Linked DNA regions of Mus musculus: regions 2, 3, 4, 5, 6 and 7 are each linked to region 1. The links are chromatin loops, found by intact Hi-C in ENCODE. Cell type or tissue: heart. All regions are shown on one strand. Each heading gives the region's core, and the rest is flanking DNA. Links, peaks and the distances in the headings are about the cores only. Region 1 holds the start of Gata3 (GATA binding protein 3). Region 2 overlaps Taf3 (TATA-box binding protein associated factor 3). Region 3 has its middle 41 kb from the start of Gm13218. Region 4 has its middle 45 kb from the start of Gm13218. Region 5 has its middle 270 kb from the start of Gm30957. Region 6 has its middle 190 kb from the start of Gm30957. Region 7 has its middle 35 kb from the start of Gm13218.

Region 1 (4,523 bases), core at 425-4,424:
GAAAAATCTTTGCGGGATAGTTTAGCAAAAGAAAGGAAGGGAAAGAAGAAAAAGAAAAGAATGAGGGCGATCCCCCCCCCCAAAAAAAAAGCAGACACGGAGGAATAAAGGGGTCAAAAAAAAAAAAAAAAAAAGGAGGGAGAGAGGAATCCGAGTGTGACCACACTGCACACTGATTCCTTGGCGCTCAGAGACGGTTGCTCTTCCGATCACCTGCAAGGGAGAGAAAGAGAGACCTGAATGAGGTGTAAGAACTTTTAACACCTGAAATTCTGGAGGGCACTAGGTCTTCGCAAGCTTCCTGCAGGGCCGACTCACCCGGGACGTGCACACGCACGCGAAGACCCGGAGGGAAAGAAGCCAAGCTCCGCAGCACACCTCCGACAGCCAGGCTCGCAGGAGCCCAGGACTGACTAAGCAATTAAAACTTGGGGACAAGTCCTCCCTGGAGGACACCGGCCCCAGGATCTTTCCAACCACTACAAATCCTCCAAAAGGAGAAAGCTGAGCTTTTAGTTTACAAAAAACCAAACAAACAAACCCCCAAACACACACACACAAACAGTCCCTCCAAGAGGAGGGAGTGATATCAAACTTAAAAAAAAAAAAAAAGTCACAAGTCACAATACCAACCTGAGTAGCAAGGAGCGTAGAGGAGGAGGAGGAGGCGTGTGACCTGCCCGGTCAGATTGCGTAGCTCTCTATGTCTCGCTCTCTCAGTCTCTCTCTCTTTCTCCTCTCCCTCTCTCAGTATTTTTTTTTTACAGGGAATGCATTCTTTCTGAAACTATCAAGACGGCGCCAGGCAGCTCAGTGTTCGCAGACAGCTGTGGCGCGACGCAACTTAAGGAGGTTCTAGTGTCATCCGCGCCGAGGGGGAGGAGCCTGGCGCTGGCAGGAGGGGACACGATCCTCAGCACAAGGAAACTGCAACCCAAACCCGCTCCAGGACTTCACCTCCACCCCCATCCCATCCCCCCCACCCACCCCGGCACACCGCCGCCCCTCCTCCCGCCCCTCTACTGACCGGAAAGGGGCGCCGCCAAGGGCCGCCTAGGGCAGAGGGGCCGCGGGCAGGGTGGGCGAGGCCCGCCCGGGCTTGGGGCAGAGGGGACAGGCAGGAGGGAATTCGCTCTCTGGCCCTTTAAATGTAGCAAAGCCGATTCATTCGGGCTCAGTAGATTATTCCGTACGAGTGAAACCCGGCTGCCCCATTCATAAAGCTAATTTCCATAAGCAGACTTTTCGATACTTTTTTAAAAATGAGCAAACTTTTAAATTAGGATTCAAGCCAGAACGTTTTTCAGTTTATATCAGCTTAGGGGCTATGTGCATGTAAAACAGATTAGAAAAGTTTCATGGCGAAGTAACTGAAGATTTGCCTCCGAACCAGCTTTCCGGGAGGCTGCTGAATCGCGCGGAGGACCTGGGCTTTGATTCGGACGCCCGCGTTATTGTTATGGTCTCTGCTTGCTTTCCCAAACCTCTCCAGAACGAACAGCGTCAGCTGTTGCAGCTGTCTTTTTCGGATCTAATGATATCATCAATGTGTGCTTTTGACCTTAGTGACAACGCGATGCATAAAAAGCTGGCTTAGCGAGACCTAGGCTCACTGGTCCCCGAAGTACCGTGTACAACTAACTTGATCTTTGCTGCGATAGCCTAACTTTTCTCTTCGCCTAGCTCGGGGTGCTACTTTATTCTGCTTTCACCCGAGGAAAACGGTCCCCTCTATAATATCCAACCCTGACCTCCGGGGTGGACCCAGCCGCAACTTCCCTGGACATTTTGGGTCTCTGGGACAGGGTCTGGTGGGAGGGCCGCAAGCTGACACAGGAGAGAGGCTGGAAGACGCCCAGTAGAGAGGCTGGGCGGACGAGGGCGGGGCCATTTGTAAGGACCAATCATCGGGAGATACCACGACCGGGCCGCAGTCGCCCCGCCCCACGGGCTCCAACCTCTGCGGCCCTGTTCCGTCCTTTGAGTCACTGCATCCCCTAGTGGCGTTGAGGTTTCTGCAGCCTGGGTCCAGAAAACACTGCCCGGATGAGCAAGGTCCGAAAGAGACTTCGGGTGCACCCCAGGGCAGTGTAAGAGGTGTTCCCATTCCACCCTCCAGGGCAGAGAGCTTGGCTTTAGAGGGTTACTGGAACTGAAGGCGTCATCCCCTCTTCATTTCTTTACCCCATAATATTTCCCACTTATTCAAAACTTGGATTCCCGACAAGCCCTTTCTTAAAAGTTCCAAGTAACTTCTTCTATTCTACTGTGGAGAAAAGCCATCAATATCTACCTTGAAGCCAGTGGAGTGCGGGGAGAGGGAAGGTGCGTTCTTTTTACAATACAACCCTTGAAGAAGACAAAATTTATTTAGAAATGTGCCCTGCGGGCTTGGGTTTGGAGCTTCTCCTGACACCCCCCCCCCTTTTACATCTGATCTTTGACTGAAATCAAGGCTGAATTTCTAAATACAAATTACGAAGATACCTTTTTTTTAAAAACGAGTCTTCCCTCCCTTCTGAGTTCACCCTGCACCCCTTGGTCCCACGTTTATGAGGGCGGCCCAGTCTTAGAATATCGATTTTTTTACTTTCACTCTTTGACCAACCCATCTCTCCTGGGCCAATCAAGCTGCCAGCATCTCTTCCAGCTCACGGCGCTCTCAAAACCTTTTAATTATTTAGTTGCTGTCTAACATTCACCGGAAACCATTCCATAAACAAGCAGAGAAGACCGCACACACATTTTTGCTAAAAGGCCCGGGATTAAGATCTAGAATGAGAGTTTAAAAGGGAAAAATACTATTGCTGTATCACTCATGAGTTGTATAAGGCATCAGTCAGCCAGTCCCTAGTTCACAGCTTCGAGAAAAGTCTCGAGTAAGCATATCTCTTTGGTCCCGGGCACCGAGATGTAGATGATAATAATAATAATTTTTTTAATGCGCAAAAGAAATCCTTCTGGAGACAAGAAAGAAAGCTGCTGACGCCAAGAACTGAACATGTTAGTCTATACGGCTTAGAACGTATTTTTAAAGACTGAAAAAGAATATACTTCTGAAAAGGATGGCTTCCCTAGTAGGGGCGCCTCTCTAATAGATGTAGTAGTGGGGATGGAGAGGATTATTCGTCTTAATTCAATCACCAGAGGAGCTAGACTGGATGCAAAGACACTCCCCTCCCTTGGAAAAACAAAATATCTAATAGGCCCCTCCAGGTCTGAGGTAGTTTAGGGTTGGCAGAGAGGGGTAGGGGGCCTGAGGCTAGGCGCCCCGGGCACTGGATCCAGCCTGTAGGGGGTATTTAACATGTAATTCCCAGCCGGTCCGCCCCTGTTCCCGGACTGACAGTGGGTAATTGGGAAAGAGGACGTTGCTCTTTTGATGGCCCGCGCCGGCCAGTCTCGCCGACGCCACACTGGGTTTGACGTCACGGGCCGGCCCCAGAGTCAGAAACACAGAGCAGGGGAGGGGGAGGGAAAAAGAGAGGAGGGGGATACCGGAGAGGGAGGGCCGAGGTCGGCTCCGAGACCCACCGGGAAGAAGGGGGAAGGGATCGAGTCCGGAGAGGCTGCGGCGCGTGGCCTGAGGCGGAGAGCTGGACTCCGGGGGTCTGGGCCAGGACAGGCGCCGGTCTGACCCGCCTTGCTCGCAAATGCAGGCCGGGCTTCCTCTTCCCTTGGCGGGTGGTGGGGGAGGGGAGGGGGCTTGAGGCCGGAGGGAAAGGTGGTCCCAATCCTTCAGTTCCAGAGAGCTACAAAGCTGATCCGGGCCTCGTTAAGGGACGTCTGGGTGCCCCCTTAAAGACCTGGGGTGCCACCACCACCACAACCCCAAGGCACACCGGGTCTGGCTCGGTGTACCGCATTCCCCTTCTTCCCCTGGAGCATCTGGCGGAGCTGGGGGAAAGGCAAGAGAAAGCCATCAAGGAGAATGCTGTTGCCGCTGCTGCCTGGAGTCTTTGGCTCCTGCAGTTCATGAGGCCTCTCTCTATAGGGTAAGGGGCTGACGAACGCTACGGTTCCCTGGGGACTCAGCATCTGGAGCGGAGCAGGCAAAGGCTCAGCTAGAACCGGGATCTGGGGCTGTTGTACTTGGATAGCCGGAGTCAATTTGGCCTATCTGAAAACCCAGGCCTTGAGGCTGCTGCTGGAGGCGTCAAGTTGAGCAGGGTATGTGTGCCCTCTTGGGGAAAGGGTAAGAAATGGATCTGACTTACTCTATGCGTGGAGTAAGCTGAGACACCCCTCACCCCCCTACACACACACACACACACACACACACACACACACACACACTTGCCCATCCTCAGGTCCCTCCCACTCGCCTTCACTAGGGCGACCCCATCCCTCTAGAAGTAGACACAACCGGTCCCCTTCAGAATTTGGAAGCCCTGATTGAAAAAAAAGGTTTAGCGAGTGATTGGGCCTCATCACTTGGGGCCATGGACCCAGAAGGTAGAAATCCACCCAGAGTCAACAACCCGAACCTGACTCCGAGAGAGACCAGGCGAGCTCCGCGGGGC
Region 2 (4,523 bases), core at 372-4,371, 130 kb after region 1:
AGGAAAAGCCACCGACTGATCTCTAAAGGAGCAAGAGCGAAGAACATATATTTTAAGAAATTGAAAAGCATAAACTCATACAGCCATAACAAAATACGGAATCCCAAGGCTGTAAAGTCTGCAAAGCGTTGTTGTTACATAACGCTGGAGAAGAAAGCCCACCGAGACATGTAACTTCTCTAGAGCGTGTGCTTTCCAACTGTAATGTGGCCCCTGCATGGGGGCATCTAGCAGGATTGCTACCAAGAAAGAAAATAAATTCTAGGTACATTTGCCCTAAGGTGATGGTGGTCTTACCTGCAGAAAATGGAAACAAACAGACTCGAAACTCTATGAGAAAGGTATCAGAAGGGTGTTCCTCTGAGTTAAAAACAAACCAGTGAATGAGTCTGTGTCCTTCCTGTCTTCTCTGCCTGTCACACACTCAAGCAGCAGTTCTTACAAAGGGTTCCTCACAGCTCCTCGTACGGGTAGGATAGGTTTCCTTTCCCACCAGAGTTTCTCAGCTAAGGAAACCAAAATCTGTGGCGTGGCCCCTGGGTAAGATGGATATCTATACAAAGTCAAAAATGATTATTTTAACAAGGAAACTCAAGTTATGTTTTTAATTTATAAATGCCTTCTATAATATTTGTTCTCTTGGCATTTTCTTTAAAAAGAAAACCAAGCAGCTTCTCATACTTCATCAGTTTAACACTGGAGCTCACGGCTCACGGCTGCCCAAACGCTACTTTAATCGGTTCCTGTCTCTTTAAAAAGCCTGCATAATTAATGACACTTTTAGTGCCATTCAAATAAATAAAAACCAGTATGGGTATATTCCACATGACAAGCTTATAGCTTTAAAAATCATTAAGAACTTGGCAATAATATTTTCAGCGAATTTTACTATTGCCTATCGATCCTAATGCACTTGACTTATCTGTAGAGATAAAACTTATCTTGACCTTGCTGAATACAAACAGCCCAGACTAAAACCTGTGATAGCCTCTGTGGGCGAAAAGGCAGCGATAACCATTACAAGACAATACAGGCAAGTCCCCACATTCAATACAAATGCTCCAACAAAAGGAAATTTTGCTTTATTTCCTCTTTGGTTATAAGAAATAAGAAAGCAATGGTTTTATGCCTTCAGATAAACAACATTCAGTTATTTTTTTTTCTAACCTACCTAGTATATTTTAAACAAACAGCAAAGCCTCTGTCTTAAGAAGTCCCATGAAGTACAAAGGAGCAGGGGACCAACAGGGAAGAAACTGAATGTCTTCCTTTGGGGACAGCTATAACATCAGAAAAACTCTGTGAAAAACAGCAGAATCCTTCCTTACCATAGCCTGAAATTTTCAGCTTTCACTTTAGTTAAACTCAAATATCCTGAAATGACACCTCCAGTGACTGAGGCCTGAAAGATAGTTCCAAGTGTTTCCCTTTATGTTATGATAGTGCCCTTACACAGGCTCACTCTTCTCAAATGTTAACACAGTGTTTTGTTTTGTTTTTTAAAATCAGATTGTAAAGAGCTAAATCCGAGTGGAATGGCCCAGCCTACTTCCCAAGCCTGCACAGCAGGCAGGCGGCTGGGTGCAGAGGGAGCTCACATGAACCCACTTTCACTTCTAGGCGCCTCTCTGCAGACAGAGCTACCTGTGCCACCTCTGGCCTTGTAACTAAAGTACTTCATGAAGTTAAAGAAAATTCTCAGGAAAATGCTGATTCCTTCATTCTACAAGGCTACTCATAGTGCTAAGATTTCTGATTCTCAACTAAATTTCTCTTGCAACTTTAAAGCACAAAATGAAATAATTTCAAAATATTAGTCATAAAGTTTCAGTTCCAAAACTGAGAAAAGACGTTATAGTTTGGCCTTGAAATCAATTTCTTTGATTTTAGACTACTTGGGGAGGCAAACCATAAAGCTTACGAAGTGTGGCCGGCCGGCCCGGGCGCTTGAACTCCAGGCTGGGACTCTCTAGTCTCACTGCCCTCCAGAGCCTGCAGAGGCCAGGCCATGAGTACACATTTAGTCACTCCAAATGACATTTATGAGAGTTAAGCAAGAGAGGCAGTTTCAGCCACCTTTCCACATCACTCTTTAGTGGTTTGATAACTGTATCGATGGCATATGATTTTAAGGAAGCACGAAAGGAAAAGTTATTAGCAAACTTGCTAAGGTGATCAGTAGCTTGCATCAGCAGAGCACTAGCACAGAATTAGCGGTCCTGCTACTACGCCAGGCACCCGAACACTCCTCTTGACCATGGCATATTAACTCCACTGGAACCAAGAATTTTAAACGTTCCCTACTGGATAATTAGCTCGTAGGGCCTAAATGAAACCTAAAGTAATTTTTATACATTTCCATCTCCAGCATTGCTTAGTGTAGAGAAAAAGCAACACAACTTCCTATATTTTAATAGAGGGCAGTTTAGGCACTTAGCTATAGATGGAACACAGACTTAAAAAAATGCCATCCACAAACAAACTCTGCCACAAAGAATACGGCTCAACTGCTAATTATACAGAGAACGGATTTTAATTACATAGAGAATATTGCTTTTAAAAACACTGCAAATTGCAAAGGCAGACAAGGAGTTAGGGAAGCAATACATTTCTCTTGCGTTACAACAGTGCCCTCTACTGGCAGTTATAGAACCCTGCAGACATAAAGTATGACATTTTTATAGGGGGGAAAGGCCAGGAAGAACAGAAATCTTAGCACTATGAGTAGCCTTGTAGAATGAAGGAAGCAGCATTTTCTGAGAATTTTCTTTAACTTCATGAAGTACTTTAGTTACAAGGCCAGAGGTGGCACAGGTAGCTCTGTCTGCAGAGAGGCGCCTAGAAGTGAAAGTGGGTTCTTGTGAGCTCCCTCTGCACCCAGCCGCCTGCTTGCTGTGCAGGCTTGGGAAGCAGGCTGGGCCATTCCACTCGGATTTAGCTCTTTACTCTGATTTTCTTTTAAAAAAAAAAAAAAAGGCCAGGAAATTGTGCTGCTTTTAATGTAAATGATGAAATCCAACTTGTGTCACGTTAAACCTAAACCAATGTTTAACTTGACATATGAAAAGCCTTCTGATGAAATTTGTAGTTTTAAAACAACTGAATTCAAAGAATGTTTCCAACTATATATCTAGTTAAAGACAAACCACATTTAAGTGATAAATAGATATTAGAAATACTTCAACATTTCTTGGTAAAAAATTCAGAGAGCTAAAGAAACTAAGATCTCCAATTAAATGTATGAATATTTTTCTTGGCATGCCATAAAAGTCACCACCCAACTCATTAACAACAGGTCTTCAACAACAAATTATTGAAACCAATTCAGAGCAGAGACAATATATGACTTTACTTATTATCTCTTGTAACTAGAAATATTTCTTTAACACAAAAACCTGTTCCACAAGAACACCCTTTCTAGCCACACACAGTTGGTGATGGTAACAGCTATTACTAACAAAATAACCATGGAGCTATAGCTGGAACAACAAATCTAGATGTTTGTAGGAAATCACAATACAATCCTCTCCGTGACATTTATCAAAGCTTTGAATCTTACACTATCAGATAGGGAGGGCATTAAGAAATACTGCTTATGGCTGGGCAGTGGTGGCACAGCACTCAAGAGGCAGAGCCACGATGATAGCTGAGTTCCAGACCACCCTGGTCTACAAGGATACACAGAGAAACCCTGCCATGAAAAAAACCAAACCAAAACAAAACACCAACCAACCAACCAAAACTAAAAACACACCAACCAACAACCAAAAATACAAACCAGTGTTTCTGAACTAGCATATTAAACAACTGATCTTAAATAATTACGACTTCACTATTAGCTGACTAGACTATAGAAGACTTCCTGTTATTTATTTATTTATTTATTTATTTATTTATTTATTATTTACCTATAATAAGTAGGTTAATTCTATCAGAGGGACCTACAAACTTCTGCTGCAGAAACTTTATCTTCAAATCAGCTCAAGATGAAACTGACTTTAAGAAGGGAAAACCTTGAAAACATTCTGAAGAACAAAGTGGCCACAGCAGGAAACTATCAGGCTGAGTTTAAAGACTAAGGGCAAGGCCTGCTGAGACATTCAAGGCTGTGAAAACTGGGAGACTGAAGCAGACAGACAGAAGGATGTCAAGTTCAGCAGCTCACAGCCTAGTGAGGGCTGCAAACGTTCAAGAGTTAGGTTAAGAGTTACCACCCAACTTTCCAACCGTAGGTCTTCATATCTTATTAATGGTGGTGTTTTCAATTTTATAAAGGGAACCAAGAGAAAAAGGAAACTTACATCTAATCTCTTATTTTGTAATGAGCTACTAAAAGCATCCTTCATTAGGCTGGAATGCACATGTAAAGACATTATATTCTACATTGTCAGTGGTAGGAAAACCAGAAGAAACAAAGAATGAATTCTGAAAGTATCAGAGAATTATAATAGAGATAAAATAGAATATTCCCATATCCCGAGGATCAGAAATTAATTTTTTACAAGGATATACTTTCCTGAAAA
Region 3 (4,523 bases), core at 92-4,091, 250 kb before region 1:
AGTAAGGCTCACAGTCAAACTCTGGGAATCAGGAGGAATGACCCTTTTCGGGGCATTATAAGGGACAAGAAACTATCTCTCGTGTGTAATCCAGTTCTGTTAACAAGAAAGGAAGAAAAAATGAAATCCGTGATATTCATCGAAAAATACCATTTGGACAATGTATACAGGGAGCCGTGTAAACTGAACACTTCAGAGCTGCAGCTCAGGCCGATGCTGGGTGGACCCAGAGCACTTAAATTGATCCTTTGACCTTCAAGCAGATGACGGGTATTATTTTGAATGGTGCTGGAGACTGGAAACAGGGCCTTGTATGTACACTCAAAGCAAGCAGTCTACCACTGACCTGTATGTATACACAGCTTCCAGTATCATTTTTTTTTAAGTTTAAATTCTAAAAATCATTTAAGTACGCTGAGTGAATAAGGACAGATTCAAAACCAGCCCATCCAGTTTTTTAAATAAAGGAAGTTTTGTTTTTTGGTTTGTTTTTTTTTTTTGTTTTTGTTTTTTTTTCCCAAAGCAAACCAGTGTCTCTGGAGGTTTGTATTTGTTTTGAATATCATAGACAAGCAGGAAAAAGGCATCTTGGATATTTGAGAATAAAGCTATGTGCTTTTTACAAGACTTCCTTAAAAATATCTATATAGTAATATCTATTGAAGCCTTTTTACTCATTTCCCAAAGCACACACATCCAATTCCAAAATCCAAGCTTCGTGGAAGCCATCTAACACAGAACAAGAAATATATTTCATACGAACGAAAAGCTTAACTATTTTTCCTAAAATCTGAAAAGTAAAAATAACTTAAATTCATTCAGGGAGTGTGAACTTTATTTCATGCACAGATAGAATTATTAATCATCATTAAAAGTATTGCTTAAAGTTGGAAAAGCCTGTTGTGGAGGCTGTGAATATAGATTAGGCCTGCCTGCCTGCCAGGTTTAAGGCCCTGGGTTCAATCTCCTATTTGAAGAATAAATAAATAATATTAAAATACACACACACACAAACACACACACAGTGATCTTGAGCACCAAGATATCAGGAATATTCAGGAAAAAAATACTTGAATCATAAAAAAAAATCGATCTCATAATGCAACTGCTTATAAAGCACTGGTATATGCTATTATGTTGATTGTTTTAATTTTCATATTTATTGCTAACATCAGACAAGTTTGGTGAAATGTGTTTCAAGAATCTAGATACAAAATCACTATAGAATTAATCTAGAATGGAAAAGAAGAAAAGACATGAAGAAGATCCCATTACAGGAAAAGCCTTTATATGAGACATTGTTCACATTTCTGCAAATGGAATTTTCTGATTAACTGCCATATATTATATTATTTGAATAACTTTAGGAAAGATTAATTCCAGAGCTCTGTCCCCAGCAATATTTTTTCCTGGCTGAAATTGGGCTTTAAAACAAAAACGTCAGCAAGGCAAACCAACCATTCAAGTTACAGGCTCCAAACTTCGAGGGCAGGCAGTTAAAAGTGATTTAAGAAAGGCAGAGGGGGAAAAAAAATCATTCTTTCACAAATGCGTATGTTAAACTTGTAAATTGATATATCAAAACCACAAGCGGAATATAGTAATTTGTCTCTTTGCCTGCTGTGGCGTCTCCACAGCTGCCTGCCAGATAATATACCGATTGTAACTTCGCTAATTTACAGAGCCTTTAAGGCTAATCTCCCGGGCCAGCCTAAAGGGCTTCTTCATCCATTGAAATGCCAGAATAATTGAAATTGTCTTCAGCAGACAGTCAGGCAATAATGAATATTTTCTCTGTTGATTGCATGCCAGGGTTACACATAGGGTTGCAAACAGAAACGATTCCAGCGCTAAGCCTCCCTGGGGAGGGACAGCCGCTAACCTTTGGCTTTAGTCACAATACCCAGGGCTTCCCCTGTTTGTGGAGTCCCAAAGCCAATGACGCCCACAAGCTTCCGCACCCCCAAAGGCAGCACATTTGCCAAATGAACAATGGTGCCGGTGGCTTCCCTGGGTCTCCAGAGGCTGATTCGAGAGTGGGAAAGGTAGTGCCTGTGGATTTTCCGATGGGGACAGCAGAAGAGCTGGACAAGAGACTACCGTGGGAGTCAGAGGAGAGGCATTGAGGAGGCATGAGCAGACACCTGCCTGTCAGCTGGGAGCAGCCTTTCCCATCACTTTGAATGGCCTTTGTCAGTGCTGGGGTAGTTTCTTGCTTCAGAATGGGCACTGCTTCACTGGAGTCTGAATGATGTGTTGAGTGAAATTAAAGCGTTCAGTAGCCCAGAGAAATCACTAACAGCTTTGAAAAGGCTAAAGACTAGTTTAACCTTCAGCTGGGGAAAGGTTAAAAGGTAAAAATCCCTAGAAGTCTCCTCACATCTTTAAGACATTCAGAGTGTCGCTGTGCTCTTGGTGGCATTTTTTGAGAAAAGAATTTGAATACAGAAAAGGACCCGCCTCCTAAGACACAGGGGGATTAAAACCACGTCAAAAGAAGCACACCAAGTTACTAAACCCAGAAAGGGGTGCAAACCTACTGTTTGTGTGAGACGGAATCTGTAGCAGCTGAGCTACTAAGCAACAGCACTAAGTGATGGAGCCCTTGCTTAGTCATCTACAGAGGCTTAACCGTATGCTCCCAAAGTTACAGACGCAAAACAGCCATGATTACTGCAAAGGCTTATTTGCCTTCCAATAACGTCCCAGTTGGCAATCCAGGTACAACTGAACTGAGCTGGGCAGTTTTGGTTCTGATTTGCTCACAAAGCCGCCCCAAGCTGTTGTAGATACCCGAGGTTCAGGAGCACCCACCCTCACAGTACCTCCACAGCACATCGATGCTGGTTGTGTGCTAGCAGGATGTGTGTAGATCACCATCCCGATATCTACAGAGAGAAGGCTGAAAGGCACCTGATGCCTTGACCCAGAGCACGCAGTCCACGATGGAAGCCACCCAGCCTTTGGCGCCTTGCTTGGGAATGGCGTGCTGGCATTTCCTATTTATCTCTTGAATGTTGAATGAGCCCTATATTATGAGAAACTGTGTGTAAGGCTACCTGAACAGTGCTCCTCTCAGGGGCTGGTGTGGTGGTCTGTAACCTCCATGATATGTGAAATAAAGACAGGAAGTTCTCTGGGAATTACTGGCCACTGGGTTAGCTCAGGGTCCAATGAGAGACCCTGTCTCAAAAGAATAAGGTGGAAAGTGATGGAATGAATGGGCCTCCCAACATCCTCCTCTGGCTTCTACATGAATGCATACACCCATACACCACACACATGCGCTCTCTCTCTCTCTCTCTCTCTCTCTCTCTCTCTCTCACACACACACACACACACACACACACACACACACACGGGGAGGGGGGGAATGGAGGGTTGAGAAAGAGATGCTCTGACCCCATTGCTAGTCTACAGCCCTTTCAAGTGGCAATATAAAGAAAAAGTTAAAGATGAAGTCTCACATGACTTGGGTCTGCATTTCTAAGAACGAGAGGCATTCTGCCCTTTTAGAAAAAAAAATCTATATTTTAGTAGTGCAGCAACAGCAATAGTAAAATCTTTCCAGAGAGCTGTGAGACCCTGGAGGAAGGCTGTGATTAACTTTGCAAGGGATGACTGATTTCTCTCGGATATGACTAGAATAATTTTTACTCTCCTGTTTGTCTATGGGAAAATGGAAACTCATCTCTGAGTCTTGGAAACAACAAAGAGCTGGAAGCAGATTTGAGGTGAGGAGTGTCTTGAAGCAAGCTGTGTCCTGATTCTGGACTGCAGAGAAAAAGCATATGACTGAGGGGCCTCTATCACTTTTTCAAGACAATGGCCAAAGGACCGTGTGGTTGGACTTAAGAGGATCTCTCAACGTGCCCATTTGTGAATTTTTACTGAGCTGGTTTATACCAGAGTGGTCTCACATCTTACATGTGACATGAAGCGGGTGGTTAAAAAGCCTTAGATGGACTTCCAGCCCAAATGCAGCATTTGCTAACTGGGTGGCCTTGGGCCTTTTCTGTGCCCCTGATTTCTTAGCACCAGCATGGGATGGAGAATATTTACCATTCTAGTTGTAGGGTTAGTGAATGGATATAGTACACTGCATAGACAAGAGCAGGTGATCCATAATTCTTAAACTCTTCTGGTATTTATTCTTCCCTACCTTAGTTTGGACCTCACTAGAGCTCTCATCAATAAAAGGCGACTAATCCCTACAGGATGCTTCCAGTCTGTGCCAATAAGAGTTCTGGGAGCTGAGTGGAGTGGTGGCCTATGCGTGCAATCCTGGCGCGTGTGAGGCTGAGGTTAAGGGCTTGCCGTTCAAGTTTTAGGATCTGACTTGATCCCAAGTGCATGAAGTTTTTAAACTCTGGGCATAGAGGCATGCACTTGTAATTCCAGCACTAATAGGGTACAGGATAAGTAGAACCCTAGGACTCTCTAGCCATCCACCCCAGCCTGCTCAGTGAGCCCCAGGCCAATAAGGGACCCTGTCTCGAAAATAAAATAAAAATGGACAAATA
Region 4 (4,523 bases), core at 370-4,369, 330 kb before region 1:
CCTTAAATTGACCCCTCACTGGGAATTAAACATTGAGCCTAAAGCATGTTAGGGCAAGTGCTGAGCTATATTTCTAGCTGTTAGCTGTGAGTCTCCCATTCTCTAATGTTTTCCCAGCCATTGTTTAGTGAAGTTTGAGTTTCCTCCATGATGGAAAGGTGGGCAAAGCTCCCAGAGAAAAGAGCTTGGTTTGTACTCTCCTCTCCTCAGGGTCACAGTGCTATCTACTGACACATTCCAAGTCCTTATAAAAACTGTCAGGGTCAGCAAGCACACCGGCTACCCAAGAGAAACATCTATTAACCATCATGAGGTGGATTTTACAGCTCCTAATAACATCTCCCTTTAAGTTTACCTAGAGCCCTGCTATATATATATGTCTGCCTTGCTTACAAGTTTGGGGTATGACTCCAGAAAAGTCATAGAAACAAAGAATACGGTCTCCTACTAACAGTTTTAGAACTTTTAACTATCAAATTCTTTATGTATATATATATTTTATATATTTATCTATATATTTGATATTTAAATTTCAATATATCATATATGAATAGTATGAATATATTAATATATTTTATAATATATTATATGATTTATTTTCATTTATCTATTCACATATAAATGTTTTACTTTGTTTATATTCATATAATACATTATATATGTATATATTTATATTATAATTATATATACTAAAATATATTTATATATTAGTTTTCTTTATATAACTATATTTATATAATTTATGCATAACATATTATACAATATGTTATAAAATATTTCATATTTTATATAATATATTATAAGATATAGATATATATGTATATATGCTGGATAAATGAGCCAAGTCAAGTCAGTATTCAAGAGCACTGGCTGCCTTCCCAGAGAACCAGGGTTCAATTCCCGTCACCCACATGGAAGCTCACAACTGTTTGTAACTCTAGTTCCAGAGAATCTGACCCCTTCTTCTGGCTTCTGTGGGTTCCAGGTACGTAAGTGGTGCACAAACACACATGAAGCAAAACACCTATGTGCATAAACAATTTTAAAAATTAAAAATGATCATGACAGATAAGTCTAAGGTTGGATTTCTAGGAAGAGCTTAGATATTTAACCTATAAAGCTTTCCTAAAAAATACCTTGAAAATCAAATGAGAATATCTCACCTTTTCTCAGGACACAAGCTAACATAAAGTAAACAGAAAGAAATCATGATCTGTCTTTTAAGTACCTTGCAGTTATGTTTGTGTGGTCAAAGTCAATGTCCTGGGAATGTGATAGTGATCATTCTTAACTCTGGTCCAACGGTTTCCTCTGGATTAGTTTCTTCAGCTTGCTTTCACCTAACAAACAAAACAAAACAAAACAAAACAAAACAAAACAAAACAAAACAAAACAAAAAACAAAAGGTACTGTCTAAAATCCTATCCTGGGCTTCCACCATTGTAAAGTTCACATTGTCAGAACTGATTGCAGGTTTGTTACAACCACGTCTCGCTGAGCTCCCTGAAAAACATTTTCTTGATTTTCTTTTGAGTTATCTCTGAATTCTATATATTTGTCCTTATGACATTACCACGACCACATCGTGTGCTTGCTCGCTCTCTCTCTCCCCCCTCCTCGCCATGTGAAAGTCAGGCATGGCTCTGGGTGCCTGGAAGCCCAGAGCTGAGGGAAGACGACACAGTAGCCTCTGCCCAAGAGTTAGCCAGTTGATCAAACAATGATCCTCAGGTCAATAAGAAAAGGAATCTGAAAGAAAGGAAGGAAGAAAGGAAAATAAGGAGGGAGGGAGGGAAGAAGGAAGGGGGGAAGGGTCATAATGTCCTCTTGTAGCCTTCCCTTGTGTGTTCATTGATACTCAAACTTCACCCTCTATACACACCCAAGTGCAGATATCACACAGATAAAAAAATAAGTGAAAAAATAAAAGATTCTATTCCTTCTCATGTAGGGTTGTGTCGTCTTCCTTGCATGGTCTGAGAGAGTGAAACAGGTCTGTGTTGTGAAATCTTTTGAGGGTGTCACTCCAAAACCAAATGTCCTTTGTCTACTTTGGCATTTGTCCCTCCATCCCCTAGTCTTAATTCTTATTCCTGTTGTTTAGAAGTTAAAAAGATCCAAACTGATTCTCTGAGTCCAAGAGTTTAAAAACATGGCTGGGACACATTTTCTAAATAAAGACCTTGCAACCCTGAATTCTGAGTGACTAGCTACAGGCCTCGATTTTCCAAAAGCAAAGAACAATATTTTATGCTGGAGTTGCTGTAATATAAATAACCAGGTCTGGAGAAACCTTTCTGCCAATGTCTCACAGCCCAGAGGACAGGCTAGGTCCTCAAAGAGACCCAAAAGAGAATCAGGGGAAAGTCGGAGGCTTCCTGTCTTTGTAATGAGTTTACTAATTAAATCTTAATTGTAAACCAAGCTGAGCAAAATTCAAATGAACGTCGGGTGCCAGAAGCCAGGTTATTATGATGGAATTGTTTATAAGGACAGGAAAATGACTTTCTAAACATCACATTCCTGTGCAGGAGCCAAGACTCTGAGGAAGTCTCCCCACCCCCACCCCCACACCCCCACACCCCCACCCCCATGAGGAGAAGCTCAGAATGGAATGGTTAAGTGACCAGGACTTGGGATAACGGAGCAACATCCAGATGTCCAAGTCCCCTGGATTCAACCACTGCCAGAGGCTGCAATATTCTCCTGATGGACTGCAAAAGCCCTGGACCTTGGGCAATGCAATGTGCTTTTGCCCTTTAGCACAAGTAAGTGGTCCAGCATTTCAGCAGTGATGTGATGTGGTGGTGATGGAAATGGAAATTCCATTTCCTTCTTAAATCCCTGACTGCTCTACTGGAAAGGAGCTGCGCACGTTGACAGAAGCCCAGAAGCTTCAGACAAACGGAGCCACGTAATGGAAAACTCAAGAAGCTGCTTGTGCTTCCTCTTAGCATGGCCACTGAGGTGGGGTGGAGACCAGAGAAGCATTCAAAGCAAAACTCACACAGTTACGTACGTGGACCAAGATAATCTATTACCAGGTTAGGAGAGGAAGGCCCAAATGCACTTGTTCCACTTTGGTGGTGGTTGGTTGCTATTGATGGTGGTGGTGGTGGTGGTGGTGGTGGTGGTGGTGGTGGTGGTAGTGGTGTGGTGGGTGGGTACTTATTTCTTTAAGTGAATCTTGTTAGGTATGGTAGCAAATACCTATAATCCCAGGACTCAGGGGGCTAAGGTGGGAGAATACAAGAATGTAAGGTCTGGGCTGCCTAGCAAGTCTCTGTCTCAATAAATAAGTAAATTGCCTTGAAACCGGTTTTCGTGGTGTGAGCATGTGTGTGTGTGTGTGTGTGTGTGTATGTGTGTGTGTGTGTGTGTGTGTGTGTGTGTGTGTGTGTGTGTGTGCAGGCACATGTACATGTGTGCATACTTGCAGGAGCCAGAGGAGAATCTGGCAGATGTTTAAACTGCTGTATAGCTTATTTTTGAGGCAGAATCTCTCATTGGCTTTGAGCAAGACTTAGTATCAACAAGAGCCACATCAGGCACTGGCAAGATGGCTCAGCCAGGAAAAGCACTCGCTGTTCTTGCAGAGGTTCTGAGTTTGGGTTCAGCATCTATGTCAGATGGCTGTCAATTGCCTGTAACTAGAGTTCCAGGGAGTTTGACCATCCCCTCTGGCCTCTTCAGGCACCTGCAGGCACACACAAGCACACATGTATGCACACACACACACACACACACACACACACACGTAAAAAACTAAACTAAATTTTAAAAAATCCACACCAGCCATTAGCAATACACGACCCCATTATTTAAAGGCTAGAACGGGGCTTAAGAAATAATGTTACAAATTAATATTAATATCAATCGTTATTGATTGTCAACTTGACTGATCTTTATGAGACACACCCCTAGATACCTATGAGATTGTCTCCATAAAATCGTAACTGAGGAGGAATTGTGGCACCGTTCTATGAGCTAGGTTCTTGGGTTGCATAAAAAGAGGTAGCCAGCTGAACTCATCTCTCACCAGCCAGCCAGCCAGCCTAATGGAGCTAGTTACAAGGACTGTCTCCAAGTACAAAATGGATGCTATTTAAGGAGCTACAACTACAACTGCACGGCCTCCTCACTGTGGATGTCATGTGAGAGCTGTCTACCCCTGACATTACACATTCCTGCCATGAAGACTGTGCCCTCAAACTCTAAGCCAATACAAGCTTTTCTTTCCTATTTGTTTGTCTGTATTGTTTTGTTTTGTTTTTTGAGACAGGGTTTCTCTGTGTATCCCTGGCTGTCCTGCAACTCACTCTGTAGACCAGGCCAGCCTCGAACTCAGAAATCTACCTGCCTCTGCCTCCCAAGTGCTAGGATAAAAGGCATGCACCGCCGCCACCACCACCACCCAGCAAGCCTTTCTTTCCTTAAGTGGCTTCTGTCAGATGTTACATCACAGCAACAAGAAAAGTATATAATATGCCATCATTTGACTTTTAATTCAAGAACAGGAAGCA
Region 5 (4,523 bases), core at 155-4,154, 1.2 Mb before region 1:
TGAGGGGCAAATGAATCAGACTGAGGGAGCAAGAATTGGTGAAGGGGATGCCTTGATCCCCGTGTTTTAGAGCGGAAGGTCCTGTGTTGGAATTAACCAGCTATAATTCTGGATTTATGATCACGTAATAGCAGCATTAAAAGTGGACAGCAGCAGTATTCAATGAACGGATATCACATTGCATTATGGCCAGGACTAAGGTAAGAACCAATAGCAGCTTAAATAGCACATAGGATTCATAAAGAATAGGTTACAGCTGAGCATAGAGATCAGGGCACCTGCATTTACCATCAGGCTGAGGCAGAAGCAGAGCCAGCTAAATGCCAGCTGTTGCCATCTTAACCCTTTCTGCTAAGCACACAAATTTAAAGCACAACGATGGTTTGTGTCCACAGATACACGAAATATCCCAAGGTGTACAAGCTGCTGCATCTGGGCCAATCACTATGGCCAGTTTAAATCTGACTGTAGGGGTTCTGCCATTGTTTTTAGTTTGTTTGTTTGCTTTGTCTATAAAGTATGTAATAGAATGGGGAAGGAGTAAACAGAAACAGCCAAGACTGACAAAGAACTATGAGGAAAATTCAACAAAGCTGTGGCCAATCAATAGGATAGCTGCAGAAAGAGTACTGTGCCTACTCTTAGTGTTGACATGAATTGAATAAAAAACCACGGCCCCCACAGTTTGAGCACTATTCGCCATCCAGTTACAACATTGGGACACTTAATAAAGGCATGGCCCTAGGAGACCTGTTCTGTAAGAAACCAAAAGCCACTTGTTAAAGGCCATCACTGTGTAAGAGAAAGACAGAGAATGCTGCAGGAGGATTGGACAGGTTTCCCAAACCTGGAGGCTACAGAAGACTTTGATGTAAGCCGTTTTCTTAGTCTGATACAGTCCCGTCTCAGACCAAAGTTATCAGAGGCAATGAGAAGTCACTGTGAAGCCAGGCAAGCTCTTAACAAACTCAGGTTCCTCTTGTGCCATGTGATTAGGTTACAATAATTTGCTAACATGACTTGCAGCTCTAAAATCCCACATTTATGAATGTAAACCACAGTCCCATTGTGAGTTAGAATTTTGCAATCTTCGGGCAAATAACGCTCACATACCGTGTCATCTTCATATGCACACAATATTCTTAGTGTTAAACAACCAACTGAAAAGTTAGTGCAGTACACCCAATCCATGCTTCTATTAAATTCATGGTCAGTTCATCCACAAGATGTCACTGTCTGCCACCATTTGTATTATAATCAGCTTGACCTTTCCTCTATGGCTTTTTCTGCACTTACGTTGATTCAAGTACATTGAGAACAAAACCATTTTTGATGATCTGATACATAAAATTGTATTCAAATTAACAGATCTCAAAGAGTGTATCCATATGTGTTTGGATAGTAGTACCTCAAAGTCTTCTCACATTATCCACTGGCGTTTAACATAAAAATAAAGGCTAGAAGCATACAATTTTATGAAAAGATCCTGTTGCAGGAGAATATGCAAGAGAATAAAAGAAGTTTTCATCATCTTGTGGGGGAATGGGAAAGGATGTTTGCTTTATCTTATAAAATGGCAAGACAGAAAGTCCCGGCCATGTTACGGTGTTTTGCCTCAGATCTTGGCATGACCTGAGGAGTCAGAGAGCAGTAGATATCCAGAGAACCACTCTGAGACTTAAAGTCCTGCAGACTTGGCCCTTTCTGCAGAGTTTTATCACCACTGGTGTCCTCATTTGTGGGAATCTTATCACCATTCAACCTCATGAGCCACACCAGTGCTAGATTGTACCATGCCTTCTGGCTCAGCAGTCCACAGATAACACCTTACCAAAGATAACCTTACCAGATTTAGTGATGTTCCTGTGCCCTACAAGGGAAAGCATGAGAATACTGAGTTCAGGGACTTGTATAATAAAATGCTTCTGTGACAATTTTATCTCTGTTGCCTGCATTTGGCATACTCTTGGAGCTACTCTTAGAAAAACCGTTCTTACATTTAATTGACTGCATAAACTCAAATCACAACTATCAGCACCATCCGATGGTTGCTAGATTCAACCTGTGATCTCTAGGGCCCCCACCACAATGAACAGACTCTAGGAATCATTTTCCGACATTAATTGGAGGACTGACAATGCAAGAATAACAATCAAATGATCAATCTCGATTTTCCAGAACTGCAGTACTCGCAGAGGCCACTGGAGGTCAGTCTTCATTCTAAAACAGGAATCAATTTTGTCACATGTCTTGTCTTACCCCTGCCTGGCTTTGGAGTTTGGATATGTAAGTCAATTTTACATTCTATTATCTTGTGTAGGACTGTTAATTCTATCTAAGACTAATTATATTTTCAATGAATATACAAATTAAAAAGAACACAGATTTTATTTTGTTCTTTGATACATCCACATACCTTCCTACTTTCTTCCTGTTGAGTTCTCTATTAGTTTACAATTTCCACATTAAAGACGTGCTAACGTAACACGGTGACCCTGAGCATCCCATGCTCCGTACCTGTGAAATTTGTGGTCCCATTGTTGATGTCAATAGCACCATAAAGCTAACCAATGTTTTCTTATTGTTTTCAGATTCTTTCTGATGTTCCCAAGACTTTAGGTTCACTGACACTGCACCCATTAATTTGCTTTGGATGGATGCTAGACATCTGGTAGACATATAGAACTAAGTATAAAAGAACTCAGGTTCAAACTCTTATTCTACCATGTATTAACTGAGTGACTCTGATAAAAACTATGTATCCAATGTTGGCCTCCGTCCTCAGTTATTGAATAAAAGTAATATTAACATGTCCCACATGGATGCTCACGAGGACAGAAACAGTGCTTTATTCATGCTAATGATGGCCAGGTTGGTAGATTCATGTTAAAGTTTTAGGAACAGCTATGTCATTGTCCCAGAAGCTAGACTTTGAAGTACATCCTAGAGCAGCTTCATTTCAGAAAAGATGGTGTTACCAACTTTGTGCGAAAGAAGAGGAAATGTAGGAGGAGCAACTGTGTGAAAATCCAGGAGTAACCAATTCCTAGGCACAACTCAGTCAACCAGATAGAGAGTGGGCACAGGGCCCTGGAGCCTGCATTGGACATGCACCATTGCTTTCTGGGCCCCGCATTGTCTTCTAACAAGTTTCTGCATTCCAGGCTTAGTGTTCACTGCTGCACCTGATGGGCAACCAGAATGTCTTGGGTCAACATGTTTCCAGGCTAACAGAAGGCAGACAGGTTTTATCTTCCGTTAGGGCAGATGTCCCTCTTTAGTGCTGTGGAAAAACTGACTGGAGACTATGCCGTATCACCCTGGTCTTTAGAGTGAGTCTACAGACAAGTAGAGAATACTTTCTGTGGAGAACAGTGACATCTCCGTCCTCATGTATACTTAAGGAAGTTGAACACCAAGTTCCCCACTGCCCTAACTCTTTTTGAAATTGGACAGAATACTTTTAACTCTGTCAGATTTGTTTTTCTCAATTCCTAGACTTGCTTCCAAAATTAGATCCAAATAAAGTTTGTTCTATCCCATTTGATAAGATGGACAGGTGCAACTTCAAAGAAACTTCCAACTTGACAAATCCAACTGGGATTTCATGACTGAATGACATTTCCAATGCCACCGTGTCTTCATGGCTTGGCATTCTCAGGACTTCTCAGCATCCTGAACCGATTTTATCTTAGGTAAACTGCTTTTGTGGCTCTTCCCATCTCTCCTTGCCTAGAGGTACCACTTACCTCATCCCACGTGCTTTGCTACTTTCACCTGAATTGTGACCAGTGTATAAACTTGAGATCTCTGATGCATGCATGTACAAGAGGCCTGTAGAGTTTACTGACTGGTTATTTGTGTGGCAGTCATTTAGGACTTTATGTAAAGAATTTCAAATGTGTCATAAATGTTCCTGCCTATCATAAACAATCATTCCAAAAGATATGCAATAAAGATTATTCAAGAAAGCATGGGCAAGCATGCTACTTTAATTATTTTACTGAGTAATAAATAATTAATTGACTATAGAATATAAATGTGACTTTAGGATATGACAGCATTATAACTCTTCTAATATACTTCAGCCAAACATTTGGTTGAGGAGGTGTATTTGAATTTGTAGAGATCTCTGGCAGGGGTACTGTTGCTTTCCTTACATGGATTCCATTATGTTAACATGTGCTTTATGGCCAAACTAGAATTAATCTATTGATTTGGACTCGTGATACCTATTTTCATTCGTCACAATTCAGTTCTTCATTTGTGGGGCTGATTCATAGAGACTAAAAAGAAACAAAATTAAAAAAAAAATTCCCTGCTGCTATAGTAGCAGGTATCAGAGAAAGAATCTTCCCATTATAATTGGTCAAGGCAATGTTTATTCATCTGCTAGAAGGCTTGGTTTCCCAGAGCCCATTGTTCTGTTTCCCTATGCCTGTTTACCGGCGGCAGATTTCACCTGTGGTATTTTCATTTGTCTGTTGAGTTTAAAAGAACATTGAATTAATTTTCTTGGATAA
Region 6 (4,523 bases), core at 92-4,091, 1.1 Mb before region 1:
AATAGAGTTCTAAACTGAGTCCTATGTGTAAACTGTCAAGATGTCAGACATTGAAGAAATTTTCAGTGGCATAAGTTTAAAATGGCTTATTTCAATACTTGAAATTCAGGTTAGAATTATTTAAAAATCTCTGCTCAATAGTCAATACTAAGTTTAAGAAAGTAGTTCGTGGTGCACACAACTGAGATCTGCTTTATTCTCTGACTCTTTAAATCCTTCTTTCCTTGCTTCGGATAAGCTGTCACTCCTGTATCTCTCTACCAGTGGCAAAAATGTCACAGAATTGATTTGTGACACATGATCACAATCTGTAATAAGAACACTTTATAAATTCAAAGGCCAGGCCAAAAGTAAGTGAAGAGGAGAACTGTAAACCACATACTTGTATTTTTTTACACGATTAACAGTAAAAGGGTCAGCACATTAAGTTGGCTACATATATTGCTGTATACAGAAAACCCAGTTTTCAGCCTCAAGGCGTAAAGCACACATGGTAACTACACCACATCCAAGGAGGAGATAAGTGGAGGCTGTACCACATTCGTATGGATACTTAACAATGTGCCAATTCATTATCTTAATTTGGATGGATTTCTTTCTGGATGAAAGTGTTTGCCTGTAAGTCACGCAAATCTAGGAGAAAAATGGGAAGGCAAAGAAAAGATGTTTTCCTTTTAAAGAAAAAATTTTCTAAGTGTTTTAACTAATGAATATGCAAGAAGATATTCCATTCACTTCTAAATTTGATTTGATTCTGCTATATGCTTTTAAAATAAAGGTGTCATTGTGTGTTAAACAGTTAATGTACACATTCTTTATGCATACCTTTTTATATTATTTTGCTCTACTTTGCATGTTGTTGGCAGATCCTGGGTTGTTGAAAATGGCTTAGACCACTGAGTCCAAAGTAAATGAATATATATTCCAATGAAAGCCTACTGACTGATGAGCAAGACATACAGCAAACAAATCTCAGTTACTTACTTTTCATTTTAGCTGTTGATTGCGTTCAATGTCTTGTGTATATATATATATATATATATATATATATATATATATATATATATCCCACATCAAAAATATAAATGCATTTTTCACTCTCTTGAGTAACAACCCCACTCATATCAAGCATATTAACTCCAGTCTTTTATAGACTATCTGTGATCCATTTTTCTCTGTACTGCCTTGCTCTGTGAGAGGACAGCAGACAATCCTGCTGTTTGCAGACTCGAGACCTAACTATGTCTACAGAGTTTTAAGATGAAGGAGCAAGAGTTAGTTATACAGAATGGGAGGCCAAGGTTGGAGAACTCTGAATATGTCCTATCTCTTCAGGTTAAGATTCTTTTAAAGTCTAGTAGAAAGGCAGAGGGATAGGCAGCTGGCAGCTGCACAATGTAGCCCTTTGAATGATCTGTGTGTTACAGGAGAAAATAAACACCATTGTAATAGAAGCTGCTTTAAAAAGGAAGACAATTTGAATTGCTAGTGAATTCAAAACTTAAATGAGACTAACATCAGCTCTTACACAGAAGGTAGTAGAAATATTCTTCTTTATGTAGAATACTAAAATGTAAGACCAGGGCTGGTAAGGTAGTTCTGTGGGTAAAGATAGCACTGCAATTACTATGCAAGTCTGGGAACCTGAGTTTCATTCATCAAATCAGTATAAATTAAGGAGGAGAAGACTAAATTCACAAAGATATTCTGTGAACTTCCCATATAAGCCACGATATGAACCAATCCACAAATGTGAGCCCCCTTCCATGAATACACTCGCAAATAATAAATAAATAAATAAATAAATAAATAAATATATTATCACAAGATTGTCACAAGATAAGTGTCTCTTATGTCTGGCTCTTTACTAGTTTGTATAACTAATCACACAGGTGGGAACTGTTGTCTCCTATAAATTGTCAGTGTGTTCAAAGCACTGGCAAAAATGAGCACTTGTATATCTGAAATTTAGTGCTGAACATTTTAGTAAGTGGAAACCCCATGATAATATGTATGTATCCGTGGTCCACTTAAGATCTTTCCACGTAGTTCTTAAATATTGATAGATATTATCTGTATAGAATGATTCATTCTTTTAAACCTAGGGAAAACTTCCCTGTAAAGGTAGAGACAAGGAGAAATCAAACAAATTAGCGATATAAGAGAGGTGGTTTGGCCATTACAGGCTAGACTCACAACCAAAATATACAAGGTACTTTCTAGTCCTTTAAAAATGCATTAACACCTTGCCAGTCTCCATATGGGTCTCTGGCAAAGCAAATGGGATTTACATGAACATGCAATAATTCATGTTGCCACTGGGTGGCAATGGCAGCTTTTCTCTCCAAACTATGCATGGTGCCCATAATGCAATTTGGTGCCCATAATGCAATTTAGTGCCAAAGCTCTTGGTCCCCAAGTTTCTCAGGATAATCAGGTGCAAACTACACTTGTGTTATGTTCATGACACAACATATGTCCTCTTTACATTTCTTGCTTTTGGACTTATTCCAAAGCTAAGACAGTTACTAATGTTCCCTTATACCCAGCCAATCATGAACTGTATGGTACCAAGTGCATGAGGAAGAAAAGGCAAAATAAAATGTAGTAGAAAATAAAGCAGGTACCAGCAGAATTGCCTTAATGCCTTCTGCTAGTGAAAGCTTGCAGAGAACCTAAGTATCCTTTAGACTGTTGTCTGTCACACAGCAGTAGTGCTATCCTTCATTCTCTTTAGCACCTCGTTGCCTAAAACATCTTCCCCTGGCCCATAGATAACTTGCAATAATATGGACACACACTTCAGAAGTGCAGTTCAGACAGTGAGCTAAGAATGCTTCCATTTCCCAGGATCCATTTGTTGTAAATGGACAAAGAGAAGAGAAAATATTTTGGAAAATTGTTAAAATATGTATGGTAATGAAGGCTTTGCAACAAATTTTGAGGGGAGATAAATGTGTAGACACTTGAATTCTAACAAATTCAAAGTTTAAAAATGATAACAAGGTTTGAGACCTTACCACAGGCTAGAATAATAACTTTTTTTCATGGAAATACAGGTTTAAGTGTATCCATCCGAATAGAAGTCATCTAAGTGTAAATAGCTTTTCTAGTTCATATGAAGGGGTGATCTTAGATTATTATTTTCATTACTACAGTAAGGTGGTTATATCAATAAAGTGAGATAATATTCTACAAATGTGAACAACAAAACAATGAAGACATATCTTTTATTTCTCTTGGGAAATGTACTCCTACTTTAACTTCCAGAAACCTTGGTCAGTTTCATGGGCTTTTCTTAGTAAATAGAACTCAAGTACAAAATTCTCATAACTAATGGGTATATATGACTAAAAACGTAACTATTGCATCTTTTTATTATCCTAGGCCTCTCTGACAGAGGAAACATACATAGATACCATTTTAGATCTATAGATAAACTAGACAGGATAAAGCCAACTTTTAAATCTTTTCCATGTTTCCTTCCTACAGTGCCTTAATTAATCATATACATTTGGGAAAAGATATTCTTCATAACCAAAGAGAATACATTCACTTCTTCCCCATGGGACTTTGTCTAAGAGCTTCAAGGCCTGGACTGAGTTGAAATTTTGCACAGTTGAAAGCAAGACTTAGGTACCTTGTGTACTGTTGTCCACTCTATTCTTGTTATGTATGAGACCTGTTAAATGCATTAGGTCAAAAAAAAAAAACATTACAGTTACAAATAGAAATTTGAAAACTAATTAGAGATATAAGAGAGCAAAAAACTATTTCAAAATCTTCAAATACTTATTATGATTTGAAAACACAAATAAATCCAGTTGTTATGATCTTGTGTCCAGACACATGTGTTCATACACAGACAACAGAGACACACTCATGGAGGAACTGGAGTGCCAGATTGACGAACGGAAGTAGAGCTGAATGTATTTTTAACTTGGAAGAAAATGGGAGGTGGCGTTGTGTGCATGTTTACTAAAATTGCATGTGAATTGGGGCTTTCCTGATATCTTTGTATTTGCAAATTAATGTACAACACTGACTAAGTGTGGCACTTCATGTAAGTCATTTAGGAAAAGGCTCGTTAAGAATGTGTGACCACAGAGAGACACGACCGGGCACACCTGTGAGGCATGGGGCTCAGGAACTACAAGCCATCCTCAACAACATAGACAGTTTGAGTCCAGCCTGGTCTACATTTAAAAGTTAAACTCAAGAATAAATGTAGACAAATTAAAAAACATCAATGCCTCCCTATGGAGAATTTTGTGGCTTACCCACACATCTTGGTAGCCTGCTCATGGATTATGTGACAAGAACACTTGCTGCTAATGAGATATGCACACTAGAGAATGACTGAGCAAAGCTCTTCTAGAACAAAGATACACGTAGTTTAACATCCAGGGTTACACTTATTTAATTTTAATGTAAAGTTCATCCATGGATTTATACATCAGTTACAAAAAGTTAGAATTCTGATGCAGATGCTGTGTCTTCCAGCCTTTAATACAAAAACAATA
Region 7 (4,523 bases), core at 334-4,333, 250 kb before region 1:
GGTAAGCTGAGGTAAATAAACACTTTTCTCCTCAAAGTTGATTTAGCTGGAGTGTTTTATCACAGCAACAGAAAAAAAAAATGAGAAAATATATTTGGAAGATCTTTATCAATACCATTATAATTATAGAAAGATGCAGAAAGAAACATCTGAAACTCCAGTGTTCTCAAAGGAAATGTGTAGACTTACTGGGGGCATAGGAGCATTTCCTTGGCAGTCTGACTGACAGGTACTTTGATGAGTAATTCCCCTCCTAAATGACAGCAGTGGAGCTGCAGAGAGGAGGCCCCTTCCTTCATCAGAAAAAAATGACTCTGATCTCAAAATCCTTCTGAGGCAGAAGTCTCAAAGTCTTTGCAATTTGGACAGCAGAGGAAGAGGTTAATATAGTCTTTTGTTCTGTTTCCATTTATACCGAACCCCTAGACCACTGATGATCCAGTTTTTACTGAAACTACAATTTCCCCCCCTCCATGGGGATAAGACCATATGTCTCTGTATCCTGCACATCAACTCATTAACACTTCCTCCTCATCCACTTTATCTGTAAGCATCACCAGACGCCCCTTTCTAAGAGGACATTGTTTATTGCTCCCATAGCTGTTCCAGGGGAATGGCTTGTGTGTGTGTGTGTGTGTGTGTGTGTGTGTGTGTGTGTGTGTGCGTGTGTTCAATAGTATCACCATAGCCATACATCCAAAGTAGAGTCCATGGGTAGATTCTATGAGGCAGCTAGACATAAGGTAATCCGATGGCCAGACTTTCAGGACAACCACCATAGGCAGCATGCGGCATCTTATCTCAGACATTTGAACTGTGTAATTACATATTCAAGCATATACCAAGCTTCTCTGGATATGTTTGCTACCAGGTCTCCATATCACCTCTGTATCACATCCTCACCTACCCAGAACTCCCACATGTCTTGCCATTTTTCTACCTGTGAACCTTTGAAGAAAACTGATTTGGACAAGAAAGCTTGAGAGGATAAGCACGCTGACAATCGAACTGCTGAAGCCTTGAGTTCCAGAGTGTGTGGGTATGTGTGCATCCATGAGGATGTAAACTCCCCAAGACACTTGTAGTAACCAGAGACTCAAAGAGAAAAAACGCTGGAGTGCCAGTCTATTCTAAAAACATAAGTACTCCACTTGCCCAAGAAGTCCACAAACCACCACTATTAATCACTCAAGACATCCTCGTTTTTGACACCATCACTAAGGACACCCTTATCTTTTGCACACCTGTCTTTTCTTTATTGAGTTTATTCTAACATGTCCCCTGTCTTCAAGGTGCTTACAGCTTGCTAAAGGAGAAAATTATTGATGAAATCCTTACACAGATATGTGTAACACCACCAATGTGTATGATTCATGCACAACAATGACAAGACATAGCAGAGAGGAGTATTGCTATGGAAACCTAGATAGAATGTTTCAGCTAAGGAAGGTAGACCTTCCTGGTTCCCTGGGGATTTGGTGGCCATCTGGGAAATGAGTAAGAGTTCAATGAGGAAGAAAAAGGGGTGATTTCAGGCTTAGAGGAGACCACATCAAAGATCCCAGTCTGGGGCATGGTGTGAGACAAAAAATAGAGGAAAAAGGGACCATGATAGGAAATTAATCTGGAGAGGTAAACCCAGGTTCCCTGGGGTGGGAGAGACAGGAAACTAGAGAAAGTTGTAAAACCCAGAACAAACAGCAGACTGTGTCCCAGCCCTACAACAGGTGTAATCTCGCTTATGCCAGCCACATCAACTCTTCCACCTTTTCCGCTGTTCCGGGCAGGATTTACCTTTGTGTGGGTAATCAACACGTAGTTGCTCCTTCACGCTTCTCTAGTCCTCTGTCTTGTCTTCCTGCTCTGAAACGTCTATTTTTCTATCTTTCAATGAAGTTACAGCATAATTTTGATTAAATTAGAACTTGCTTTTGAGTCTTTACTTAAGCAAATGTTTTTCAAGGTCCAGACACGTGATTTACTGTCGTTTTGTTCCCCTTTTTACTTTATTTCCCTTAACATTTTGTTTTTCTAGGGCTAACAATGTCTGACCTTTCAATGGAATCATCATTGTTTGGGCTTTAGGCAGGCTCAGAGAATCCCCAAATTGTCTCATAATCTTCCAGTTAGTCTGACAATTTGCAGCTTTCATTTTTCTGGACATTCCCTTCAAGCATCCAATCTTCCTGTTCCATCCTGATGGTTCCTCTCTCAATCACTCTCCAGCTGATAGGAGGTGTTCTCTCACTGCCAATACCGCAGATCTGTGCCACTTCTGTGGGGAATCTATCTTCTTGCTCCCTAGTCCCTCTCTCTCTCCCTCTCTCCCTCTCTCCCTCCCTCCCTCTCTCCCCTTCCCTCCCCCTTCCCCTACCTCCTCCTCCTCCCTCCTCCTCCTCTTCTTCTTCTTCTTCTTCCTCTCTCTCTCTCTCTCTCTCTCTCTCTCTCTCTCTCTCTCCCTCTCTCTCTCTCTCTCTCTGATTTCTTTGTCAGGACACCTCTTCTAATAACCCCACAGGGGAGAGCAATTTTCAGAATTTGCCTGTTTGAAAAAGAGTTTTGCTCCATTTGTACATCTTAGTTTACAGCATGGATGTCTCCTACCCATGATCTCACTTTCCCTTCACTATAGCTCCGGCATCCAATTTTACCTATCAGGGAAGTGAAGAGACTGGTTTCAGGCCCATCATTCCTTGAAGGACCTGGGGGCATGGTGTCTCTGGTGATGCTTCTCGAAACTACACAGAAAAACTAGTGGTAGCAGGAGGAATAATACACAGGGGTTGACGGAGTATCTGACTTGAATGCTTTGTCTCCTCATACCCACATGATGCATTTCCTTAGGGGTCATTGAGGATGTTATTGAGTGCCTACAAACATTTGAGATACAACAGTATTGGGGAAAATTTGTTTTGGAAAATGCTATTTCAGCTGGACATGCTTGCATGCCTGTAATTCCAACACTGGGAAACTGAGAAGTGAGACTTAGTGTGAGTTTGAGCCCAGCCTGGGCTACACAGTGAATTTCATGTAAGCACAGACGTCTATACCAACTGTCTTTCTCCCTGTACCCACTGGCCTCTCATCTCTGCAGAGCCCCCAGCTTCTTTCCACACCCTTTTCCATCTCGAATCATACAATCGCTGCTTTAGAATGCCTTGGAGGCAGGTGTCCTGAGACAAGGTATCAAAGAGACAAAATGTCAGGGTACCCCACGGATGAGCAGATGGCAGGAACCACCCTCAATACCATGGTGAAGACTTGGCAGGGAAAGGTGCAGCAACAAAACGGGAGCCAATGTCTTGCTCACTCGAATGACAGTCACAATGACAACATCTCCATTGTACACTTCAGCAGGCCTTGGTTACAGGAATTCCAACAACCGCTTCCTTTGAAAAGTGGAAAATACCTTCCCTAACTTAGACTAATTGCCCATCAGCATCCAGGGAACCAGTATTGTTAGTAGTCTAACTTCTGCACTGGAGGCAGCTGATGGGGCAGTGCCAAGTTTCCTTCCCTTGAATCCACAATCATAGAAGACTTTGAAGACCTCAGTGGTCATCCCATCCCCCTGTTCAAACCCACCTTTTGAACACAGCAAGCCAGAAACCAGAGAGAAATTTATGGCTGGCCTTGGACCACACACCTGGTTGAGGATGTCAGAGTTAGAGCTCAGCTTGGAGTTCTTAGTGTTGTTAATTGTTTGAGTGGCTCCTTCATATTCAAAAGAGAGAAAGTAAGAACTGAGCATAGCAAATAAATTAACATCTGGGTAAAAAAATAACGAATGCAATTAGTTCTTCCATCAAAGGCTCAAGGCTCTCGTTGAACAATCAGGTGAGTCAACGTTTATTCTAGGCATAGTCAGAGACTCCTTGTGATTTTCAATTTCTTAAAGCTTTGCATGGAAGTACCCAAAGGGAAATGGGGTGGACAGGAGCGAACTAAATAACAAATCTGTACTTTTGATGGTTGCCCTGTATTGCGGGCATGTCGCCAAGCCTCCTTCACACCTGCTCCCAGGAGGAAAATAACATTTAAAAAAATAATCATTCCCCATTTTAATTTTCTCTTTATTTTTGTCTATGCATGTATGTAGGTAGAATGTTTATGGGCATGCAGGTATGTATATGTATGTATATATGTATATCATAGGTATATCACATGTATGTCATATGCATGTCATATGCATGCCATATGTATGTCATATGCATGCCATATGTATGTCATATGTATATGTGTGTGCTCATTATATACATGTATATGTGAATATGTATATGTGTGTGCTCATTATGTACATGGATATATGAAGGCCAGAGGATCACTTCAGGTGTTTCTTCTCAGATGTCATTGCCTGCCCCACACTCTTTTGCTTGTTTATTTAAGAGAAAATGACTTTCATTGGCATGGAGCTTATCAAGGAACAGGCTGGAGTGACTATGGAGACTGGGAGACTTGGGACCTGCCAGTCTCTGCCTCCCCTGCATTGAGATTACAAGTGTGCCTCCACATCTAGAGTTTGA

What was found. A loop is a pair of places that touch in the nucleus more often than their neighbours do. Peaks named below come from ENCODE experiments on the same cell type or tissue, not always from the same donor. Only the 100,000 strongest peaks of a DNase experiment are listed, where the experiment ranks them.
Region 2: it touches region 1 in a loop (3-fold over the local background); 20 of 42 quality-filtered maps call a loop at or near these places.
Region 3: a loop joins it to region 1, with 6 times the contacts of the local background. A loop is called at or near these places in 6 of 42 quality-filtered maps.
Region 4: it touches region 1 in a loop (3-fold over the local background); 3 of 42 quality-filtered maps call a loop at or near these places.
Region 5: it touches region 1 in a loop (7-fold over the local background); 17 of 42 quality-filtered maps call a loop at or near these places.
Region 6: a loop joins it to region 1, with 11 times the contacts of the local background. A loop is called at or near these places in 13 of 42 quality-filtered maps.
Region 7: a loop joins it to region 1, with 3 times the contacts of the local background. A loop is called at or near these places in 4 of 42 quality-filtered maps.

Annotation. Positions count from the first base shown.
Region 1 is chr2:9,877,772-9,882,294 of GRCm38, forward strand. It overlaps Gata3 (GATA binding protein 3), which reads right to left and starts at 829. Exons shown (of 6, transcript NM_008091.3): 1 at 634-829; 2 at 1-213. It overlaps 4930412O13Rik (RIKEN cDNA 4930412O13 gene), which reads left to right and starts at 3,475. Exons shown (of 5, transcript NR_024257.1): 1 at 3,475-3,908; 2 at 3,995-4,170. In heart, for the core only: a CTCF peak has its summit at 1,994; DNase peaks (open chromatin) are centred at 880, 1,910 and 3,410; H3K4me3 peaks cover 4,000 bases; H3K27ac peaks cover 3,055 bases; H3K27me3 peaks cover 1,105 bases.
Region 2 is chr2:10,007,847-10,012,369 of GRCm38, forward strand. All of the region lies in intron 2 of Taf3 (TATA-box binding protein associated factor 3), which reads right to left. Among named protein-coding and RNA genes, the nearest start is that of Taf3, 39 kb to the right of the region's middle. In heart, for the core only: a CTCF peak has its summit at 2,635 (motif pointing left); no DNase peak of the experiment used is centred there.
Region 3 is chr2:9,631,223-9,635,745 of GRCm38, forward strand. No RefSeq gene overlaps it. Among named protein-coding and RNA genes, the nearest start is that of Gm13218, 41 kb to the left of the region's middle. In heart, for the core only: no CTCF peak of the experiment used is centred there; a DNase peak (open chromatin) is centred at 1,959.
Region 4 is chr2:9,545,575-9,550,097 of GRCm38, forward strand. No RefSeq gene overlaps it. Among named protein-coding and RNA genes, the nearest start is that of Gm13218, 45 kb to the right of the region's middle. In heart, for the core only: no CTCF peak of the experiment used is centred there; DNase peaks (open chromatin) are centred at 2,407 and 2,817.
Region 5 is chr2:8,674,543-8,679,065 of GRCm38, forward strand. No RefSeq gene overlaps it. Among named protein-coding and RNA genes, the nearest start is that of Gm30957, 270 kb to the right of the region's middle. In heart, for the core only: CTCF peaks have their summits at 1,217 (motif pointing right) and 2,196 (motif pointing right); no DNase peak of the experiment used is centred there; H3K27me3 peaks cover 272 bases.
Region 6 is chr2:8,752,011-8,756,533 of GRCm38, forward strand. No RefSeq gene overlaps it. Among named protein-coding and RNA genes, the nearest start is that of Gm30957, 190 kb to the right of the region's middle. In heart, for the core only: a CTCF peak has its summit at 2,320 (motif pointing right); no DNase peak of the experiment used is centred there.
Region 7 is chr2:9,625,452-9,629,974 of GRCm38, forward strand. No RefSeq gene overlaps it. Among named protein-coding and RNA genes, the nearest start is that of Gm13218, 35 kb to the left of the region's middle. In heart, for the core only: no CTCF peak of the experiment used is centred there; no DNase peak of the experiment used is centred there.